Regions from separate parts of the Homo sapiens genome. Here region 2 is linked to region 1. A link is an interaction called in ENCODE POLR2A ChIA-PET data of the cell type or tissue named here. Cell type or tissue: HepG2. All regions are shown on one strand. Each heading gives the region's core, and the rest is flanking DNA. Links, peaks and the distances in the headings are about the cores only.

Region 1 (10,753 bases), core at 1,714-6,713:
AGTTGGCTGGGCATGATGGCTCACGCCTGTAATCCCAGCACTTTGGGAGGCCGAGGCAGGAGGATCACGAGGTCAGGAGTTCGAGACCAGCCTGACAAACATGGTGAAACCCTGCCTCTACTAAAAATACAAAAATCATCCAGGGTTGGTGGTACACGCTTATAATCCCAGCTACTCAGGAGGCCAAGGCAGGAGAATCGCTTGAACCTGGGAGGCAGAGGTTGCAGGAGAATCGCTTGAACCTGGGAGGTGGAGGTTGCAGTGAGCCAAGATCACGCCACCACACTCCAGCCTGGGCAACAGAGGGAGACTCTGTCTCGAAAAAACAAAAAACAAACAAAAACCAACTAAGCAACATTTAATGGATCCCTTCACCAAGCCTGAGACTCCCTAAAGGATGTCTGGAGCACCTGTGATGATCCAAAGAAATACCAGCCACAGGAGGGCTCTGACCCCCAAGGGCACACTCCTCGAAGGGCCTGGGCATGAGGTGAACACAGCCCATCTTCTCACCCTAGGGTTAGAAGGCACAGGAGCAGGCCTCAGGAAAAGGACATCAGCCCTCTGCAGGTGCCCAGCGGAACCAGCCTGCATTCTTGGGGGCAGGACCCATGCCCTGCACATTTCCATCCACTCAACAACCCCCATAGAGGGCGTCTCAGGCCATCGCAGACCAGGCTTCCTCCTCCAGCCTTACCAGAAAGTCCACCTTTGCTGCACCTGTCAGGTTGGTGTAGGAAGCCAGTCCAAGGGCAGAGGCACCTTGAGAGGACCCTATGGGCAGCCATGGCATCTGTCTAAGATACTGTGATTCGGCTGGGCGTGCTGGCTCACATCTGTAACCCCAGTGCTTTGGGAAGCTGAAGAGGGGAGGATCCTTTGAGGTCAGGAGTTCAAGACCAGCCTGAGCAACATAGCAAGATCCTGTCTTTAAAGAAAAAAAATGCTGCCATCTATCTAGATTAGTGCTGGTTGGGCACCTGATTTTCACAGGAGAATGTCAGGTCGGCCACAGCCACCTGGGCTGCTGTTCTGTAGCCCTGCCCTCTGCTACCCTGGCTAGGCCTTCACCCACACTGAGGTGTGTTCCACTGGCCCAGAGCCAGCCTGAGACTCATCCACGGCCACTGGGATCCTTGCCTGGTCTGTGTGCCTTGAGTATTCACCACTTGGTCCCAGTTTTCATTGTCTGTGAACACTTTTCCTTTTTACTTTATGCTCTGGCCTAAGCTGCCGCCAAACCATCACAAGCTAATCAACATTATGGTATGTCAAATCTCTTCACTCTTCCCCCAACAGTGGACAAAACACAAGCTACAATATTTAGGCATCTGAACTCTGACCTCGTATCTAGATGTGGTACAAATATGGGCTGGGGTTTTATGTAAGATACAGGGTCTCTGTCACGCAGACAGAAGTGCAGTGGTATGATCATGGCTCACTGCAGCCTAGACCTCCTGGGCCCAAGCTATTCTCCTGCCTCACCCTCCAAAGTAGCTGAGATTATAGGCATGCAACACCATGCCCAGCTTGTCTCAGGCCCCAAACTGTGGTCTGTACAACAGCTCATGGCAACCACAAAAACGTTGGAAGATAGTGCAGTGACCTGAAGCAATTTCCATCATCCAGAGAGCAGAAGGAACAATGCCTGCAATCAAAACCATTTATGAAGAGATGGTGTTTCCTGAGTGGGCTCCAGGCCAGTGCTCAGGGAGGCACATACTCATATTCCTTCTTGGCCAGAAAAGTCACCCGGAGGAAGCAGACAGTTCTCCCAGCAGGTACAACTTATGCCGCTGACTGACCTTTGCTCCGCTGGCACTGGGGGGAAGGGAACAGGGGACCCAGTCTTGACCACAAGGAGCTCATATTCTAGTGGAGGGAGTTCCCTGTCGGAAGGAGAAGCATGTTCTCAGGAACAACTGATCAACAAACAGAAACTCTCAAAGTACAAAAGCAACTTACTCTACGTTTTACCATTTCAAAAGTCAGGATACTATTGCAGTCAATGTGTATACATTTAACATGGGAGTACCTCCCTTTTGCCTGCCAAGTTTCAACTTTAAAATCAGTGGCGGTGCCGATTCCCAGCGGAGGAAAGTGAGGAGGAATGGAGAGGGCAGGCACCTGGGGAAAAGGAGAGCAGCAGATTCCAGGCAGTGAGGGAGACGGAGGGCTGCCAGTGTCCAACACTAACAAAATGCAGACCATCTATGTAATTTTAAAAGTTTCTAAAAGCCACGTTAAAAGATAGAAGAGGAGGCCTGGTGCGGTGGCTCACGCCTATAATCCCAACGCTTTGGGAGGCCAAGGCGGGTGGATCACCTGACGTCAGGAGTTCGAGACCAGCCTGGCCAACATGGTAAAACCCTGTCTCTACTAAAAATACAAAAATTAGCTGGGCATGGTGGTGCATGCCTGTAATCCCAGCTACTCGGGAGGCTGAGGCAGGAGAATCGCTTGAATCCGGGAGGTGGAGTGAGCCGAGATCGCCCACTGCACTCCAGCTTGGATGACAAAGTGAGATTCTGTCTCAAAAAAATAAAAAATAAAAATTTTAAAAAAAGGACATTTTTTTACTATTTTTTGAGATAGGGTGTCGATCTGTCGCCCAGGCTGGAGTGCAGTGGTGGGATCATGGCTCACCGCAGCCTCAGCCTCCTGGGCTCAAATGATTCTCCCACCTCCACCTCCCAAGTAGCTGGGACCACAGGTGCACACCACCGTGCCTGGCTAATTTTTTTAATTTATTTTTTGTAGAGACGGGAGTCTCACTATGTTGCCCAGGCTGGTCTCGAACTCCTGGGCTGAAGGGATCCTCCTGCCTCGGTCTCCAAAAGTGGTGGGATTACAGGAGTGAGCCACACAGCACCTGGCCTCAATATTATTATGTAATCCAACATATGCATACAGAATATTTCAACATGTAGTAGTCAATGTAAAGTTATTAACGAAATACTGTACCTTCTGTCCTCCAGCCCCTACACGCACACTTTTTTTTTTTTTTTTTTGAGATGGAGTCTCGCTCTGTTGCCCAGGCTGGAGTGCAATGGCGCGATCTCGGCTCACTGCAACCTCTGCCTCCTGGGTTCAAGCGATTCTCTTGCCTCAGCCTCCCGAGTAGCTGGGATTACAGGCGCGCGCCACCAGGCCCTGTTAATTTTTGTATTTTTAGTAGAGACGGGAGGTGAGGGGGTTTCACCATGTTGATCAGGCTGGTCTCGAACTCCTGACCTCGTGATCCGCCCGCCTCGGCCTTCCAAAGTGCTGGGATTACAGGCGTGAGCCACCGCACTCGGCCCCGCACACTCAGTCTTAGAAGTTTGATGTGCATTGCGCACTCACAGCCCGTCTCAGGTGGACTGGCCATATTTCAAGTGCTCAGGAGCCTCGGTGGCGGGTCGAGTCGGGAGGCAAACCCAGCTGCTGCCTTCGGAGTGAAGCAGCGCCCAGGGTATTTCCACAGCTGTGTAACAGCTGCGAGGTCTCCTGAGCCGACCAGAGCATCTGAGAAGCACCAGAGAAGGGGCAGCGTCACAGGATTTGGCAACCCGTGGGAAAGGAAGGAAGAGATCGCACAGGGCAAAGGGCCGCTCCCTGAAGGCCTTAGCGGGGAGTACCTTTCCTGCGGCCGCTCCACGCATGAGCAGCGTCTTCCTGGGGCCTGGGAGCCGGCAGGTCCCCGGGGCCCAGGTCCCGCCCCTCCCGCCCGTCTCTCCAGCCCCATTCTCCTAACCACCCGCCCTGTGCTCGTATCCCCTCCGAGGCTTCCTCGCACTGTGCGCACGATTCCCATGCCCAGGCCCTGCCGCCATGCCTCGGTGAGTGTCTCGCGTGACCTCGCGGAGCGCGTCGGACCGGGCCGGCTATCCCACACCGAGCCCACCGCCGACCCTAGGCGGCCAACCCCACCTTCCACGGCCGCCGCCGCACGCTTGACACGCGCGCCGGAAATTGCGTCACCCCAACTTCCGGTCCGGGGGCCGGGGGGCGTGCCAGTTGGGTACGCGGTCCAGTCAGAATGCAACACGAGGGGTTTCGGAAGCGCAGCCGCAGCTCCGCCCCTAAACTGGGAACTCCTCCCCACTGCCACGTTCGACGAAGGAACGCGCAGAGTGCGCGCATCCCTTGGCCAATCAGGAGGCGCAGAGTCCGTGCTACCGAAAGGGGCAGCCATTCCAGACCCGTGGAAGGTGCAGGCGAAAGCCACCAATTAGAAGCCAAGGCAGAAAAAGTTCTTGTCGGGAGCCAATGAGAGGCTAAGAAAGACAGCGAGCGCGAGGTCCTCGGCCAATCCCGAACGAAGGCCAGGGAGCACTCAGGAGCGTTTCCGAATCCGGGGCCAGGCCTGGTGTGAGTGTCCAATCCGAGAGCGGCAAAGACGAGCCTCGAAGTCCGCCGGCCAATCGAAGGCGGGCCCCAGCGGCGCGTGCGCGCCGCGGCCAGCGCGCGCGGGCGGGGGGGCAGGCGCGCCCCGGACCCAGGATTTATAAAGGCGAGGCCGGGACCGGCGCGCGCTCTCGTCGCCCCCGCTGTCCCGGCGGCGCCAACCGAAGCGCCCCGCCTGATCCGTGTCCGACATGCTGCGCCGCGCTCTGCTGTGCCTGGCCGTGGCCGCCCTGGTGCGCGCCGACGCCCCCGAGGAGGAGGACCACGTCCTGGTGCTGCGGAAAAGCAACTTCGCGGAGGCGCTGGCGGCCCACAAGTACCTGCTGGTGGAGTTCTGTGAGCGCCGGGCCTGGCGGGCGGGCGGGGCTCGGGGCCGCTGAGCCAGGCTCTTGGGACGCAGGCACGGCCCGGCAGCCCCCGGGGTCGGGACCCCCGGCGCGCCCGGAACTGAAGGGCTCCCTTGCTGCCCGCCTTGGGGGCCATGTCAGGGGCTCCCTGGGGGTGAGAGCCGGGCTGGGAGCCGGGGGGCCGTCCCGATGCCCGCCCTGCGCACGGCAGGATCTTCCTGTTAGTGCGAGAAGAACAGGATCGACCTGTGTGAGCAAACAGAGCAAGCCAGTGTCCAGCCTTGCCGAGTCCTCCCCGGGGGCCGACCCGGAAGGCGCCCCGCTCCTGCCCACCCCACCTTCAGCTTGCCACAGCAGTCCTTCCGATGGTGTCTCAGAGGAGAATCCCAAGCCTTCCTCACGTCCATAAGGATTTGAGCTCTGTCCCTGGGGTGGGAACCTTGTGCCTGACACAGCTGCTAACTCTATTGACAGATCGTCTTATTCTCACCCTAAGCAACTCAGGGTCTGTGTGCACGGATGTGCATCTCATACTCACAGCTAGTGCTGGTACAGGCCGCCACGGTCACTTCTTCACTTTTGTCTGTAGTCTTAAAGGGAAAGTCTAGGGGAGATCCTTGCCTTAGTTGCCTGTGGGGAATAAGAAGTCAGCAACCATTGAAAGGTTTGTCTGGCTGTGCTGATGGTGACATAGCAGAGTGGGGGCTGGTGTTGGTTGGTGGTAGTTTGTCGTTCACGGCCTCTGTCCTGATATTGCCCAAGAACACCAGGCTATCAGCTCAGCCTTGTGCGTTAGGAGGGGTTATCTTGGTGAGTAGATAAGGTTTTTATGAAGGGAAATGCCAGAGGAAAAAGGGAAGCACTGCTGAGGGATCAAGGCTGCTTTAGGGATCAAGGCTGCTTTCTAGCATCTCATTTCCGCTTCCAGATGCCCCTTGGTGTGGCCACTGCAAGGCTCTGGCCCCTGAGTATGCCAAAGCCGCTGGGAAGCTGAAGGCAGAAGGTTCCGAGATCAGGTTGGCCAAGGTGGACGCCACGGAGGAGTCTGACCTGGCCCAGCAGTACGGCGTGCGCGGCTATCCCACCATCAAGTTCTTCAGGAATGGAGACACGGCTTCCCCCAAGGAATATACAGGTGTGGCTGTGGCACTGCCCTTGAACTGTCTTTAGAGAGGGACTGGCCTGCCGACTTGGAAGGGCAGGGGCAGCTGTCTGAGCGGTGGGGAGGCCGGGTTCCAGAGGCTTGGAGGGATCCCGTTCCTCAGGCCGGGTTCTCTGTCCACTTGTGCCCTGAGGGTCTTGTGAGGAGTTTTCATCCTGGAAGAACCTTCGAATGGAGAACCTGTCTTGTCTGGTGCCATCCTGGGGGCGGCTGGCTGAGGTCTGTTTGGAGACTGACCAGCGAGGAGAGGGAGACTGGTGCCTTTCTGGCCACATGGGCTGTTTGTGCTGCCCCCTGTTCCTAGGAGCAGCAGCATGGCTGTAGCTCTCGGGGTGACACCTGCTAGCTGTCGTGTGTAGCGTGCCAGCTGCCGCGTCACGTGCTTGCGTGATTTCTCCTCGCATCCTCTCTGTGAGGCGGGCTTTTCCCAGACAAAGGGCTGAGGCTTAGAGCAGCTGAGTAACAGCATCGAGCCTGTCGGTAGCAGACCTCGAATCCAAGCCCGCCCTGCTCCGTCTGTAGCACGGGCCCTCAGCTGCTCGTCTGCCGCCTCTGAAGCTGCCGTAGTGGAGGCCGAGCCCCTGTGTAGCCAGATCAGTGACGGTGGCAAAAGAAAACTCGTCTATAAAACCGGTTCTGTGGCATGTCAGATGCTCATGGTGGGTAGCCCGAAAGCAGCTCATTCCAGTGTTAGCAGGGTTCTCCCCTTAAGCAGGTGTGCCCTGTCCTGTTCTAGTGGCAGCAACTCCGTGGTTGCCTCTCACTTGGCTGTTTTGATGTTTCCTTTTGTCCCCTTAAGCAGGTGTGCCCTGTCCTGTTCTAGTGGCAGCAGCTCTGTGGTTGCCTCTCACTTGGCTGTTTTGATGTTTCCTTTTTTTTTTTTTTTTTTTTTTTTTGAGACAGTCTCGCTCTGTCGTGCAGTGGTGCGATCTCTGCTCACTGCAACCTCTGCCTCCCGGGTACAAGTGATTCTCCTGCCTCAGCCTCTTGAGTAGCTGGGGCTACAGGTGTGCACCACCACGCCTGGCTAATTTTTGTATTTTTAGTAGAGACGGGGTTTCACCATGTTGGCCAGGATGGTCTCGATCGTGACCTCGTGATCCACCCGTCTCGGCCTCCTAGAGTGCTAGGATTACAGGCGTGATTGATGTTCTCATTTTTTACTCATGTTCACTTTTGGAACGGGAAGTGCTCTGTCCAAAGTCACCGTGGTTCTGTCACTAACACTCAGGTTTGCAGATGAGATGAGCACTCCTAAATCCACTTGTCACTGGTGACCGTCTTGTTAGCACTGGTGGAATCCTTCTACATCTGAATGGGGTTTTCCCGATTCGGACCAGGGAGTCAAGTTCTAGGAGGGAAAAAGGAGAGGCATCATTCCTTAGCCTCAGTCTCCCAGGAGGAGGAAGTTTCTTTCCTGTCAGTTGACCGCCTTTGGTGGCATAAAAGTGTGTCATCTTCTTCCTGGTCTGGGAGGCATGGAGGGTGGGCCATTGGCGAGAACTCCCGAAACGCCTGGGATAAGTTAGGAGGCGCGGGAGTCAGGTGGGCGGGGCGTCAGCCTGTTCCCAGAGGTAGAAAACTGGCACTGAGTTTTGAGTTACTGTCCACCTCTCTAAAATGAGGCCTGCTGTCAGACTCCTGGGTGAGAACATGTGTTTGATGGATGTACATGTCAAAGAAAATTTAGATAACGCAGAGGACAGGCTGGGTGCGGTGGCTCATGCCTGTAATCCCAGCACTTTGGGAGGCTGAGACGGGTGGATCACCTGAGGTCAGGAGTTCGAGGCCAGCATGGCCAATATGGTGAAACCCCCGTCTCTACTAAAAATACAAAAATTAGCCGGGCGTGGTGGTGCACGTCTGTAATCCCAGCTACTTGGGAGGCTGACACAGGAGAATCCCTTGAACCTGGGAGGTAAGGTTGCAGTGAGCTGAGATCGTGCCACCGCACTCCAGCCTGGGTGACAGAGTGAGACTTCGTTTCAAAAAATAAAATTTTTAAAATGCAGAGGGCCATCCTGGGCAACATGGTGAAACCCTGTCTACAAAAAATACAAAAATTAGCTAGGGCTGGGCACAGTGGTTCATCCCGGTAATCCCAGCACTTTGGAAGGCCGAGGTGGGCGGACTGCTTAATCCCAGGAGTTTGAGACCATCCTAGGCAACGTGGCAAAACCCCATCTCTACAAAAAATAGAAAAATTGGCCGGGCATGGTGGCTCACGCATGTAATCCCAGCACTTTGGGAGGCCGAGGCGGGCGGATCACGAGGTCAGGAGTTCAAGACCAGCCTGGCCAACACAGTGAAACCCCGTCTCTACTAAAAATACAAAAATTAGCTGGGCATGGTGGCGGGCGCCTGTAATACCAGCTATTTGGGAGGCCGAGGCAGGAGAATCACTTGAACCTGGGAGATGGAGGTTGCAGTGAGCCAGGATGGCGCCACTGCATTCTCCAGCCTGGACGACAGAGGTAGATTCCGTCTCAAAAAAAAAAAAAAAAAAGAAGAAACATTGCTGGGCGCAGTGGCTCACCTCTGTAATCCTAGCACTTTGGGAGACCGCTGAGGCAGGTGTATCACCTGAGGTCAGGAGTGAGACCAGCCTGGCCAACATGGGGAACCCTGTCTCTGCTAAACATACAAAAATTAGCCGGGTGTGGTGGCGGGCACCTATAATCCTAGCTACGCGGGAGGGTCAGGCAGGAGAATTGCTTGAACCCGGGAGGTGGAGGTTGCAGTGAGCCGAGATCACACTATTGCACTCCAGCCTGAGCAACAAGAGCAAAACTCCGCCTCAAAAAAAAAAAAAAAAAAAAGTTAGTTGGGTGTGGTGGCACATGCCTGTGGTCCCAGCTACTTGGGAGCCTGAGGTAGGAGGATTGCTTGAGCCCAGAAGTTCGAGGTTGCAGTGAGCCATGATCATGCCACTGCACTCTAACCTGGGTGACAGAGCAAGACCCTGTCTTCCAAGAAAAAAAAAAGGGCTGGGATTGGTGGCTCATGCCTGTAATCCCAGCACTTTGGGAAGTCGTGGTGGGCAAACTGCTTGAGCACAGGAGTTAAAGACCAGCCTGGGCAACGTGGCAAAACCCCGTCTCTACAATAAATACAAAAATGAGCTGGGTGTGGTAGCGTGCATCTGTACCCCAGATACTCAGGAGGCTGAGGTTGGGAAGATTGCTTGAGCCCAGTGGGTGGAGGCTGCAGTGAGCCAAGATTCTGCCACTACCCTCCAGCTGGGTAACAGAGTGAGCCCCTGTGTCAAAAGAAAAAAGAAAATGCAGAGAGATCAGAGAAAAAAAATGGGTTTGTGATCCTGTTATTCAGAGACAGAATCACCCTCTTCCCTCTCCACTCCCCATAAACACAACCACAGTCTCACGTACACTGGGGTTTAGGAGGCGGGCGGACGGCACCGGGCCTCTTCCATGGTGGGAGAACATCTTACTTAGGTTGATTCAGGTGTCCTCAGCCTGGCTGGCAGAGAGCAGAGACGGGAGCAGGCGCGGCAGGGCAGGCGGCACTCCCTGTTTGAGAGTAGAACCTACATTTGTTTGGGGTTAGCTGGCAGAGAGGCTGATGACATCGTGAACTGGCTGAAGAAGCGCACGGGCCCGGCTGCCACCACCCTGCCTGACGGCGCAGCTGCAGAGTCCTTGGTGGAGTCCAGCGAGGTGGCTGTCATCGGCTTCTTCAAGGTAGAGACCAGAGCATTCCAGTCTTCCTTCCTTCCGTCATCCATTGAGGAGGGGTCCACAGCCTGCAGCTGGCAGTTCTGCACGTGTCCCCCCTGGCCTGGGCTCTACAGGGTCTGCCCTACTGCTTGGTGCTGCGGGATCATGACGACCTCTGCTTCTCCCTCCTCATTCAGGACGTGGAGTCGGACTCTGCCAAGCAGTTTTTGCAGGCAGCAGAGGCCATCGATGACATACCATTTGGGATCACTTCCAACAGTGACGTGTTCTCCAAATACCAGCTCGACAAAGATGGGGTTGTCCTCTTTAAGAAGGTGAGTGGCCCCAGGCAGCTCTGCCCAGGTTAGTTCTGGGGTTGGTCTGCAGAGGGTGGCGTTGCTCTCCTTATCGTTAAGGGAACCTTGCTCCTGGCACCTTTGGCCCAATAGGTATGTTCTGCAGCTTTGCCAAGTTGGGGTGTTGCGCTGATGCCTGTGGCCTGGTCTTCGCATTCAGCTGTGGGCTTTCTGGCCACTCTCCTGCCACAGCCGCCTCAGAACTGCTTTTGACTGTTAGCTTTTTTTTTTTTTTCAATTATGATAAAACATGTAACAACATTTGCCCTTTTTTTTTTTTTGGGAGAGTCTTGCTCTGTCACCCATGCTGGAGTGCAGTTGCGTGATCTCGGCTCACTGCACCCTCCGCCTCCTGGGTTCAAGTGATTCTCCTGCCTCGGCCTCCCGAGTAGCTGGGACTACAGGCATGCACTACCATGCCCAGCTAATCTTTGTTTTAGTAGAGATGAGATTTCACCATTTTGGCCAGGATGGTATCAATCTCTTGACCTCGTGATCCACCCACCTCAGCCTCCCAAAGTGCTGGGATTACAGATGTGAGCCACCGCGCCTGGCCCCGTTTGCCTTTTTTTTTTTTGAGATAGGGTTTCTCACTCTGCCGCCCAGGCTGGAGTGCGGTGGTGCATTCTTAGCTCACTGCAACTTCTGCTTCCCAGGCTCAAGTGATCCTCTAACCTCAGCCTCCCGAGCAGCTGGAACTACAGGCGCGTGCCACCACGCTGGGCTGAGTTTTTGTATTTTTTGGTAGACATGGGGTTTTGCTGTGTTGTCCAGGCTGGTCTTGAACTCCTGAGCTCCGAGTGGTCTGCCTGCCTCAGCCTC
Region 2 (10,753 bases), core at 2,163-7,162, 110 kb before region 1:
CAAGAGACCAGCCTGGCCAACATGGGGAAACCTCATCTCTACTGAAAACACAAAAAATAGCCGGGTGTGGTGCTGCACACCTATAGTCGCAGCTACTCGGGAGGCTGAGGCAGGAGAATCACTTGAACCCGGGAGGTGGAGGTTGCAGTGAGCCGAGATCACACCACTGTACTCCAGCCTGAGTGACAGAGTGAGACTCCATCTCAAAAAAAAAAGAGGAAATGTATTATGGGAATTGGCTCAAATGATTATAGAGGCTGAGAAAGAAGTCCCATGGTCGGTTGTCTGCAAGCTTGAGACAGGAAAACCAGTGTATTATAAACCAGTGTATAACTGAATACTCAAACCAGTGTATAACTCAATACCCAAAACCAGTGTATAACTCAATACATTGGTTTATAATATAATTACAATATAATTTAATTCAATCCAAGTCTGCAGGTCTGAGAACCAGGGGAGCGAGAGGTGTAACTCCCATCCTGAAGCCCCAGAAGTGTAGGATGGGCGGCTGGTGTAAGTCCTGGAGTCCAAAAGCCTGAGAAGCAGGTTGCCCTTCTCCAATGTCCAAGGGCAGGAGGATGGACGTCCCAGCTCAAGAAGAGAGAATGTGTCCTTCTTCCACCTTTTTGTTCTATTTGGGCCCTCAACTGATTGGATGATTCCTGCCCGCTGTGGTGAGGGTGGATCTTCTTGGGCCACTGATCCAAATGCTAATTTCTTCCAGAAACATCCTTGAAGACATACCCAGCCATGAGGTTTTACCAACTCTCTGGGTATCCCTTAGCCTGGTCAAGTTGACACATACAATTAACCATTATAGGTAGGTTAGGTCCGTTTAACAATTTGATGCACGGTTAGGTTACATTTATTTATTTTGTTTTTTACTAAATTTGGGGTTTTTTCTTCATCCTTTTTTATAGTGCTATATTTTCATTGTTCAAAAGGTTTATTTGATTCAGGTGCGGTACGGTGACTCACGCCTGTAATCCCAGCACTTTGGAAGGCCAAAACGGGTGGATCACCTGAGTTCAGGAGTTCAAGACCAGCCTGGCCAACATGATGAAACACCACCTCTACTAAAAATACAAAAATCAGCCGGGCGTGGTGGTGTGTGCCTGTCATCTCAGCTACTCTGGAGGCTGAGGCAGGAGAATCTCTTGAACCCGTGAGGTGGAGGTTGCAGTGAGCCGAGATGGTGCCGCTGCACTCACACTCCAGCCTGGGTGACAGAGCAAGACTCCGTCTCAGAAAAAAAAAAAAAAAATCTACATATGTGCCCACCTGGCACCTGACACAGGAATTTGCTCATCTTTGCAAAAAGAAAAACAAGCAGGCTACCCTAGAAGTTAACGAAAATGGTTTTCTTGGCCGGGCACAGTGGTTCACACCTGTAATCCCAGCACTTTGGGAGGCCAAGATGGGCAGATCACAAGGTCAGGAGTTTGAGACCATCCGGACCAACATGGTGAAACCCCGTATACTAAAAATACAAAAATTGGCCCGGCGTGGTGGTGCACACCTGTAATCCCAGTTACTGAGGAGGCTGACACAGGAGAATTGCTTGAACCCAGGAGGCGGAGGTTGCAGTGAGCCAAGATAGCACCACTGCACTCCAGCCTGGGCAACAGAGCGAGACTCTGTCTCAAAAAAAAAAAAAAATTGGCCGGGCGCAGTGGCTCATGCCTGTAATCCCAGCACTTTGGGAGGCTGAGGTGGGTGGATCACAAGGTCAGGAGATCGCAACCATCCTGGCTAACATGGTGAAAGCCCGTCTCTACTAAAAAAAAAATACAAAAAAATTAGCTGGGTGTGGTGGCGGGTGCCTGTAGTCCCAGCTACTCAGGAGGCTGACGCAGGAGAATGGTGTGAACCCAGGAGGCAGAGCCTGCAGTGAGCGGAGATCGAGCCACTGCAATCCAGCCTGGGCAACTGAGTGAGACTCTGTCTCAAAAAAAAAAAAAAAAAATTAGCCAGGCGTGGTGGCGTGTGCCTGTAGTCCAAGCTACTCAGGAGGCTGAGGCCGGAGTTTGAGGCTGCAGTGAGCTGTGGTCACAACACTGCACTCCAGGCTGGGCAACAGAGCGAGACTCCATCTCTAAAAAGAGAAAAAAAAGAAAATGGTTTTCTATGAGGATGAGTGGGAGAAGAAACAGGTCAGGCCATGTCTTTATACTTTGGAATCAAATATATATATATATATATGTATATATATATATGTATATATATGTATATATATATGTATATATATGTATATATGTGTATATATATGTATATATGTGTATATGTATGTATATATGTATATATATGTATATATGTATATATATGTATATATATGTATATGTATGTATATATGTATATATATATTTTGACTGAGTCTCACTCTGTTGCCCAGGCTGGAGTGCAGTGGCGTGATCGCGGCTCACCACAACCTCCACCTCCCGGGTTCAAGTGATCCGCCGACCTCAGCCTCCCAAAGTGCTGGAATTACCGGCGTGAGCCACTGCGCCCAGCCAGATGTAGATTCTTAACCTATCTTCCTCCTTATACAACAGGTGACCACAGGATATCACAGTCTCTTTTGCTGTTATCACTGCAGCCCACCCACGTTTTCAAAGATTTACGCATGACCCCACTCTGCGGCCACCTATGACTCCACTCTTCTCCACCATGCACTAAGTCAAAAGCACAAAGTGCTCACTGCTGGACATTGCATGGGAGGCCACAGTGTCCAGGCGTGGAATGGTCCAGGCACCAGGTCCAGCCCCCTACCTGCACCGAACTGAACTTTGACCTGGTCTGTGCTGGCCTCCAACATAGAGCCTCGCCTGCCCAGGCCTCAGATCCTCACCTGTAGCACCCTCCAGGCAGGTGAGTGGACCCTGACTTGGCACAGGAAGGCCAAGAGGTCATTGCAGGCAGTGAGTCCCCGGTGGGCTGCAGGAAGCCTGAGCCAGGCCAGAAGATGAGTTTGGGTTCCTCCCCGAAGGCTGCACAAAGTCAATCCCAGGGCTGGCCCAGGCCCTTGCCAGGCCCACTGAATGCCCAGCACAGGGGCTGTCTTCTGCCTGGCTTTCCTGTCTTCCCTTCCCCTGTCACCCTGTCAGGGAGCTCCTTGAACAGCTACTTTTCAGCATCTGCTTCCTCCAGAAGACAAGCCCTGCAAAGGTGCACCTGCCATCCCGGCCCCATGTCCCCGTGCCTGGGACAGGGCTCAGGCAAATGAATGGGAGGTGGTCAGGGAACCTTCCTGTGGCTCATGGAGCTGCCTCACTTCCAGCCTCAGTCAGTGGCCTCTAGGCAGGACAGACACCTGGGCAGGTTCACAATCCCACCTCAGGGCCAGGCAGGGTGACATGCGGCTGTAATCCCAGCATCTAGGGTGGCTAAGGGGGAGGATCACATGAGCCCAAGAGGTCAAGACCAGCCTGGGCAACATAGTGAGACCCCATCTCTACAAAAAAAATTAAAAAGTAACCGAGTGTGGTGGTGCAAGCCTGTAGTCCAAGGTACTCAGGAGGCTGAGGCAGGAGGATCACTTGAGCCCGGGAGTTCAGGGCTACGGTGAGCCGTGATCACACCACTGCAGTCCAGCCTGGCAACACAGAGTGAGACCTTGTCTCTAAAAATAATAATCATAAAAGAATCGCAGCTCATACATAAATGTGCGAGAGGGCTCACACTATTTATTTCATTAAACGAATCTAGTTTCTACCTTGCTGCCGTCTGGCCACTTGGGACCTTGTCAGCCTCAGTTCTAAGGGCGGCATAGTGCTGGTTCTTCTTCTCCGTCCCCACCCCTCTCCGGTTTAACTAGTTTTTTTTTGTTGTTTTTTTTTTTTGAGGCAGAGTCTCACTCTCTCACCCAGGCTGGAGTGCAGTGGCGTGATCTCAGCTCACTCTAACCTCCATCTCCTGGGTTAAAGGAATTCTCGTGCCTCAACATCCCAAGTAGCTGGGATTACAGGCACGCGCCACCACCATGCCTGGCTGATTTTTTTTTTTTTTTTCATCCCATGAGTTTTCTTTCTGTAATGATTTTTGTGTTTTTAGCAGACAGGGTTTCACCATGTTGGCCAGGCTGGTCTCGAACTTCCGACCTCACGTGTTTTCCCTGCTTTGGCCTCCCAAAGTGCTGGGATTACAGGCTTGAGCCACCGCACCCAGCCTGGTTGAACTAGTTCTAAGGAGCAACTGCAGCCAGGTCTGGAGAGGGCTCGGCTGCCACCTTCCCTCCCAGACAGCAGCTAGACAGCTGCTCCCAGGATCTGCTTTGAATTAAAAGTGGCGTGGCCCTTTAAGAGAAGCATCCGCCGGCCGCCCCCGCCGCCGCCGCCCCTCTTTGATGTCGCTGGCGCTGAAAGGTTCCCAGTGGCAAGATCTGAGGGTTTGTTTCTGCCTCCCCAGAGGCCACGTGGGGATCACAGGGAGGGAGGGAGGGCGAGCGAAGGTCACATGGCCTCCCTGGCCTGCTGCCGCTGTTGCGGCAGGAGCAGGAGCGTGGGGACCAGCAGGCTGGACGGGTGGGGGCCGCGGCCTGCAGCTCGTGAGGGCGGTGGAGCCTGGCAGCTGGGAGGGCAAAGGACCAGCCTCTCTGCCCCTCCCCTTGGCACCCGGGAGCCTGACCTCCAGCCTCCCTCACCTGTCCAGGAAGGAGCCACACACTGTCTGCGTGATGTCCCAAGAGGCGGCATCTCCACTGATGAGCTGGGACTCCCCCATCCCCATGCCCTTCCTCCCCCAGCTTTGGAGGGTGGCCTTTCCCTGGTGGCCCTGCCACTCCATGGTTAGCCCAGTAGGCTGCATGTTGGCACCAGCCGGGTGAAGCCGTAGGGAGGAGGCGGGATGGGGCGGAGCTCAGCTGCAGGGGTGCCAAGAGGGGCAGATCCCGCCAAATACCTGGGTCCAAAAATGACAGCCTCGGCCTCCCCGCTGGGCTCTAGGAGCTCTCACCTGGGTGAAGGACATCCTAGGGCAAGGCCGATCCTTTCCACCAGGGAATCCAGAGGCCACTCACTCCCAGGCACTGGGGCCAGGGAGAGGGCAGCCCCAACACCAAGCCCAGGAGCAGCCGCCCCGCCCAGGGGCCCCCCTCGCCCCTCCAAGGACCTGGGCGAGAGCCACAGCAGCTCCTGACAAGGGACTTGGCTCATCAAGGTCCCAGGATATGAGGCCAAGAAGGGTCCTTCTGATGGATGGGGTGACCAGAAAAGGAGGTTGGGGGAAACCAAAAAGGGGCCATGCTCTGCGACGGCACCGCCTGGCCTCGGCACCTCCCCCACTCTGAGCCGGTTGGAGAGCAGGGCCTCCCCCAAGAGCCAGCCAAGGGGGAAGCGGCGGCCTCCCCCAACAGCCAGCCACATGGGGAAGCGGGTGGCCCGCCTCACTTCCCTGCTCACTTGGGCCTCAGAGGCCAGCAGCTGGGGCGCAGGGCAGCCCAGGTGGCCAGGCGGGGCGGGGCGGCCGAGGCCAGCACACAACAGCTGGGCCCCAGACGGCTGGCAGCAGCTGGAGCCCAGAGCGGCCCTGGCGCTCAAGGCCCTGGGGGGAGGGGCCCGGGATGTGCGGCAGGGAGCCGCCTCCAGTATGGACAAGGAAGCCGGGTCTGGGGCTGCCTGACATGCTGTGTGCTGGACGCTCATATCACCAAGTTCCAGGGCCCCACGCGAGGTCTCGAGGGGACCCCTGTACCGCCAGCTGCCCTCCATCACACCTTCCTCCCTCTCCGACTGCGCCTGCCCGCCAGCTTGGGCCCTTGCTTCCTGAAATGTGCTGTCTTGACCCCTTTTTCCCAGGGGGGGGGCTCCGGCCCCCCAGCACAGCCGTGACCCCGGCGGATTGACTCAGAACCACCTGTGCATCCCCAGCTCCCTCCCCAGGGGAAGGCGGTGAACAGAACCCTCACCCCGTCCTGTCTCGGGGTGCCTCTCCTGAAGCACAGAGTCCCCTCTGGGCCTTCGTTTCCCCAGCTTTCCTGCCGCGGGGCACACAGAGTCTAGGCTCAGTCAGAAGCCCCGGCGCCACCTGAATGGGAGCCTGGGGAACCCTGTATGGTCCTCCCTGAACAGGACAGTGGGGATGGGGCAGGGCCAGGGAAGCAGAGAAGGGCACACCCTGTGAGGGACACCACACGCAACCATGCAGCCTGGGATGGGCACTGTGGTGCTCTCGTCGCCAGGCCCCCATGTCTGCCCTCGCAGTCAACCTTGGTCCCTGGGGGATCGCCTGCAATCCCACGACGCCTGGGCAGCATAACTGTCATTTATCACATGGTCATCGCCGGAGACGCCGAGCGGAGCCCCCAAACATCCTGCACCTTTGATGTTCACGCGGACTCTGTGAGGCAGGTGCTGTTCTCATCCCGTTTTACAGACGAGGAACCTGAGACGCAACTGCAGGCCCCGCAGCAGCCGGTACTTGGCTGTCCTAACCCATCCGCTCTGGTGCAGACAAAGTGGATATCTGTCTAACATGCAAAAGGAGGGTTCTGAAACACCCTACCTGCCAGGAAGGTTTCTAGAGAGGAGCCGGCCCACTCCACCCCAAGCTGGCCACTCCGCTCACGGGGCCTCAGGCCTCATCCCCGCCACCTGGTGCCCTGTGCCCAGCCTGATCGTTGTTGGTCTTACCCACTGATTCTTTTAGATGGAAGCGGGATCTTGCTGTGCTGCCCAGGCTGGTCTCGAACCCCTGGGCTCAAGCAATCCTTCTTCCAGGACTTCCCAAAGTGCTGGGATTACAGGCGTGAGCCACCGTGCCCAGTCAGAACTAACTACTTTAAAATATCAGGGTGGGTGCCATGGCTCATGCCTGTAATCCCAGCACTTTGGGAGGCCAAGGCAGGTGGATCACCTGAGGTCAGGAGTTCGAGATCAGCCTAACATGGTGAAACCCCGTCTCTACTTAATACAAAAAAAAAAAAAAATTAGCTGAGCCTGGTGGCGCATGTCTGTAATTCCAGTTACTCAGGAGTCTGAGGCAGGAGAATCGCTTGAACCCGGGAGGGAGAGGTTGCAGTGAGCTGAGATCGAGCCATTGCACTCCAGTCTGGGCAACAAGAGTAAAACTCCATCTCAAAAAAAAAAAAAAAAAAATCTAATCACATGACAGAGTACATTCAGAAAATTGTGCAACCATTACCACAATCCATTTTAGAACATTTTAATCACCCCAAAAAGAAACCCCGTACCAGCTGGGCACAGTGGCTCACGCCTATAATCCCAGCACTTTGGGAGGCCGAGGTGGGTGGATCACCTGAGGTCAGAGACCAGCTGATCAACATGGTGAAACCCCATGTCTACTAAAAATACAAAAATTAGCTGGGCATGGTGGTGCACACCTGTAATCCCAGCTATGTAGGAGAATTGTTGGAGCCTTAGAGTCGGAAGTTGCAGCGAGCCGAGATCACATCACTGCATTCCAGCCTGGGTGACAGAGCAAGATTCTGTCTTACAAAAAAACAAAAGAAAAAAAGAAATCCTGTACCCATTAGTAATCACTCCCTGTTTCTCTCCATCTCCTGGAAACCACCAGCGGACTTTCTATCTCTATGAAGTTGCCTCTTCTGGACACTCGAAATGAATGGACTCATACCGCATGTGCCCTTCAGTGTCCAGTTCATGTCACTTGGCTGATATTCTCAAGATTCACCCACAGTGCAGCATATGTCAGAACTTCGTTTGTTTTACGGCTAGAATATATTCCGTTGTATGGCTGTGTTCCATTGTGTTTACCCACTCATCTGCTGATGGACTTTGGGGCTGTTTTCCGCCTTTTGGCTACTGTGACTAGTCCTGCTGTGAACATTCATGAGCCAGTTTTTGTTTGAACACTTGTCTTCAATTCTCTGGGTGTATCCCTGGGAGTGGGCCTGCTGGGTCACGTGTTTTGTGTAACATACTGAGGAGCCACCAAACCGTTTTCCATGGTGAGGGACGTGGCCACTGCACTGTCCATCCCCACAGCGATGCTCTGGGGCTTCTGTGTCACCGCGGCTGCACCCACGCTTGTTAGTTTCTGTGTTTTGATCGTGGTCATCTTAGTGGGCATGAGGTAGCATCTGACCCATTACTGATGGACCTGGGTCCCCCTTTCTTATACCTGTCAGGGCCAGGTTGGTCCCATCTTGATGCAGGTGGCCTGGAAGCAAAGGCCCAGCACCTGCTGGCCCATAGGACCCGCCACGGGAGCTGCTGCCAGGCTCTGGGTGCTCAAAACTCCGGGTGGGGAGTCCCAGGTGCAGAGGATAAAGCTGTCCCAGGGGCTGGGGAAGTGTGAGGACAGAGCCAGTCGGTGTGAGTCAAGAGGAGGACATGGGTGTGAGCAGCTGCTGAGCCTCGGGAGCCCCGTCCCCGGCCGTAGGACTGCAGCCTTGTCAGTCATCCGGTCACGGCAAGGGGCTTCGGAGGAGAGGGGAATGGGGGGAGGTGGAGGAAGGGCAGAGGTTCTGGGGAAGTCTTGGGTTTGAGCCTCTTCTGGCGTCTGCTACCAGTGTTGAATAAACCAAAATGTGAACTCATTTCGGTTCAACATGCAGGCTCCATCGCATTACAGGAGACGTCAGAAACTGTAACGCACATGGTCTTCTCCCGTCCTGGAATTTTCATCGGTGATCATGACTGCCACCCCTACCGCGCAATTTCACAAGTGGGCTCTTATAATCCCACAACAGCCCTCTGACAGAGGCACTGTTATCACCCCGCTTTAAAGGAGAGGAAGCGGCGGGGCACCGTGGCTCACACCTGTAATCGCAGCACTTCGGGAGGCCAAGGTGGGCGGATCACGAGGTCAGGAGACTGAGACCATCCTGGCTAACACGGTGAAACCCCGTCTCTACTAAAAATACAAAAAAGTTAGGCAGGCGTGATGGGACACGCCTGTAGTCCCAGCTACTCGGGAAACTGAGGCAGGAGAATTGCTGGAACCCGAAAGGCAGAGGTTGCAGTGAGCCGAGATCACGTCATGCTCTCTAGCCTGGGTGACAGAGCAAGACTCTGTCTCAAAAAGATAAATAAATAAATAAATGAGAGGAAGCACAGGCATAAGGAAAGGTCACAGGCCTTCCCTGGGATGTCCATACTGCACCAGGAGATGGCTCAGAGCCAGGGCGGTGTGAAGATCAACCCTGTGCAGCCAGCTGGAAGATGCCATCACGCTCCGGACTTGGAATAACAGGTGCCCGGCGGGAGAGGCCTCCTCCGGACAGGTTCCTGCTGGACGCTGAAATCTGCCCTGGGTCAGCCTTCCCCGCCGGGGTGTGGGTGGGAGAACGCCTCAGGATGGGACCTGCGTCTGAAGCTACTGCCCTTGGCCAGCCCCACACTTGGCTTTTAAACTGACCCGACGGCGGAGGGACAGCAGGGGGGATTTCTGAGTGAGCAGAGAGCTAAGGGTGAGCCTCAGCTCTTCTGTTAGTGTCCCTGAACCTCAGTTCCCCTCGTCAGGAAAATGCTGCAACCTGCCCTGTGGGGAGAGGGACCTGAGTTTGTGACAGCCTGCCTCCCTCTGAGAATGTCCCCAGGTTAGGCTGACCTCCAGGGCACCCCAGCCTGATCTTAGGCCTTGTGGTTTACACTGGGGTGCCTTACACCCATCGAATGCGCGGGGCAACAGCTCCCAGCGTTTGGTCTCTCTGTTTCACAAGAGCCCAGGTAACTCGGCTGTCTGCGGGTGCAGGCGGCGCTGGGACTTTCTCCCTAAGCTCCTCACTCAGCCCGGGGCTGGCAAGGAGGACGTCCACATGGCCCCGGCCGGCGGCTCGGGGGCATCCTGGCTGCAGGCACCGCCCTGCGCCTCTGCTCTCCTGCCCCACGTGGTGCCGTAGGCTCCCCACTGTCCTGAATTAGGAGGGGCTCTGGAAGCTCTGCTTGTGTCTAGATCGTTGTCCTGAAATGTAAGACCTGGTTGTCCTGAAACGTAAGACCTGTTTCCTATTTTTAAAATGGGTGTCATGGCGCCCAGCAGGCTTCAGACCGGAGGGTGAAGGAGAAAGTCTGCCCGGCCCCGCTGGCCCTGCGTATGTCCTTTCCTTTCTTTTGTCCATCCCACCCGCGCTCACCCCAGCAGGAAACCTCCTGAACCCCTCCTGTCCACCCTGCTCCAGTACTGATTTCCCACAGGAACCTTGTTCTAACCCCACTGCCCAGAGCCTCGGGAGTGGACAGGGGTGCTCTCCAAGGTGAAGCATGGGGCAGGTGCCCTTCGTGGCATGAAGGGCCGCAAGCAGAGGCCTAGCGGGCAGCCACTGGACCCTTGGCCTCCTCCCCCAGTGGCGGCTGGGGCAGGTTCTTGGGGGGTCCTCGGCATGGGGCCAGCAGCCAGGCTGGGGCGGGCGGAGATCCAGGACCTCACCTCTGGCCCCGCGATCTCCTTAAGTCGTAGCTGCTTCTCTGACCCCAGCGCCAGCAGGAGCGCCCCGGAACTGAGCGACTCCCCCGCGGCGCCTTGCTGGGGCGCGCGGTCCCTCCCGCAGGTCTCCGAGGGAGCCAGGACCTCGCGCCCCACCTGTCCGCTTCTCCAGGAGGCCCCGGCGCCACTGCTGCCGGGCCCTCGGCTGGAAGCCCTGTGTCCGCCGCCGCTTTGATCCCGGGGGGCCCTGCTGGATAAAAGTCCCTGGCGGCTCCGCGCCAGCGCCAGAGGGGGAGCGCAGCCGAGCCGGGCGCACCAGCGGGACGGCGCAGGGCCAGGGGCGCTGAGAGGACGGGGCCACTGGGCCGCCCGCGCTGGCCGCGGTGAGAGCGGGGCCCCAGGGCTGCGC

What was found. ChIA-PET counts read pairs that join two places held together with the same protein. Peaks named below come from ENCODE experiments on the same cell type or tissue, not always from the same donor. Only the 100,000 strongest peaks of a DNase experiment are listed, where the experiment ranks them.
Region 2: POLR2A ChIA-PET joins it to region 1 with 10 read pairs; 17 of 35 experiments call an interaction of 5 or more read pairs at or near these places.

Annotation. Positions count from the first base shown.
Region 1 is chr17:81,854,299-81,865,051 of GRCh38, reverse strand. It overlaps P4HB (prolyl 4-hydroxylase subunit beta), which reads left to right and starts at 4,517. Exons shown (of 11, transcript NM_000918.4): 1 at 4,517-4,725; 2 at 5,665-5,871; 3 at 9,466-9,599; 4 at 9,773-9,910. The coding sequence starts at 4,581. It overlaps LOC124904086 (a long non-coding RNA gene), which reads right to left and starts at 3,942. Exons shown (of 2, transcript XR_007065950.1): 1 at 3,913-3,942; 2 at 1-1,889. RefSeq lists silencers at 525-819, 4,397-4,616, 4,827-4,926 and an enhancer at 9,076-9,575. In HepG2, for the core only: no CTCF peak of the experiment used is centred there; a DNase peak (open chromatin) is centred at 4,201; H3K4me3 peaks cover 3,476 bases.
Region 2 is chr17:81,961,718-81,972,470 of GRCh38, reverse strand. It overlaps LOC124904087 (a long non-coding RNA gene), which reads right to left and starts at 5,038. Exons shown (of 2, transcript XR_007065951.1): 1 at 4,951-5,038. RefSeq lists silencers at 4,468-4,517, 4,528-4,687, 5,348-5,587 and an enhancer at 4,607-5,184. In HepG2, for the core only: a CTCF peak has its summit at 5,534; DNase peaks (open chromatin) are centred at 4,390 and 5,480; H3K4me3 peaks cover 892 bases.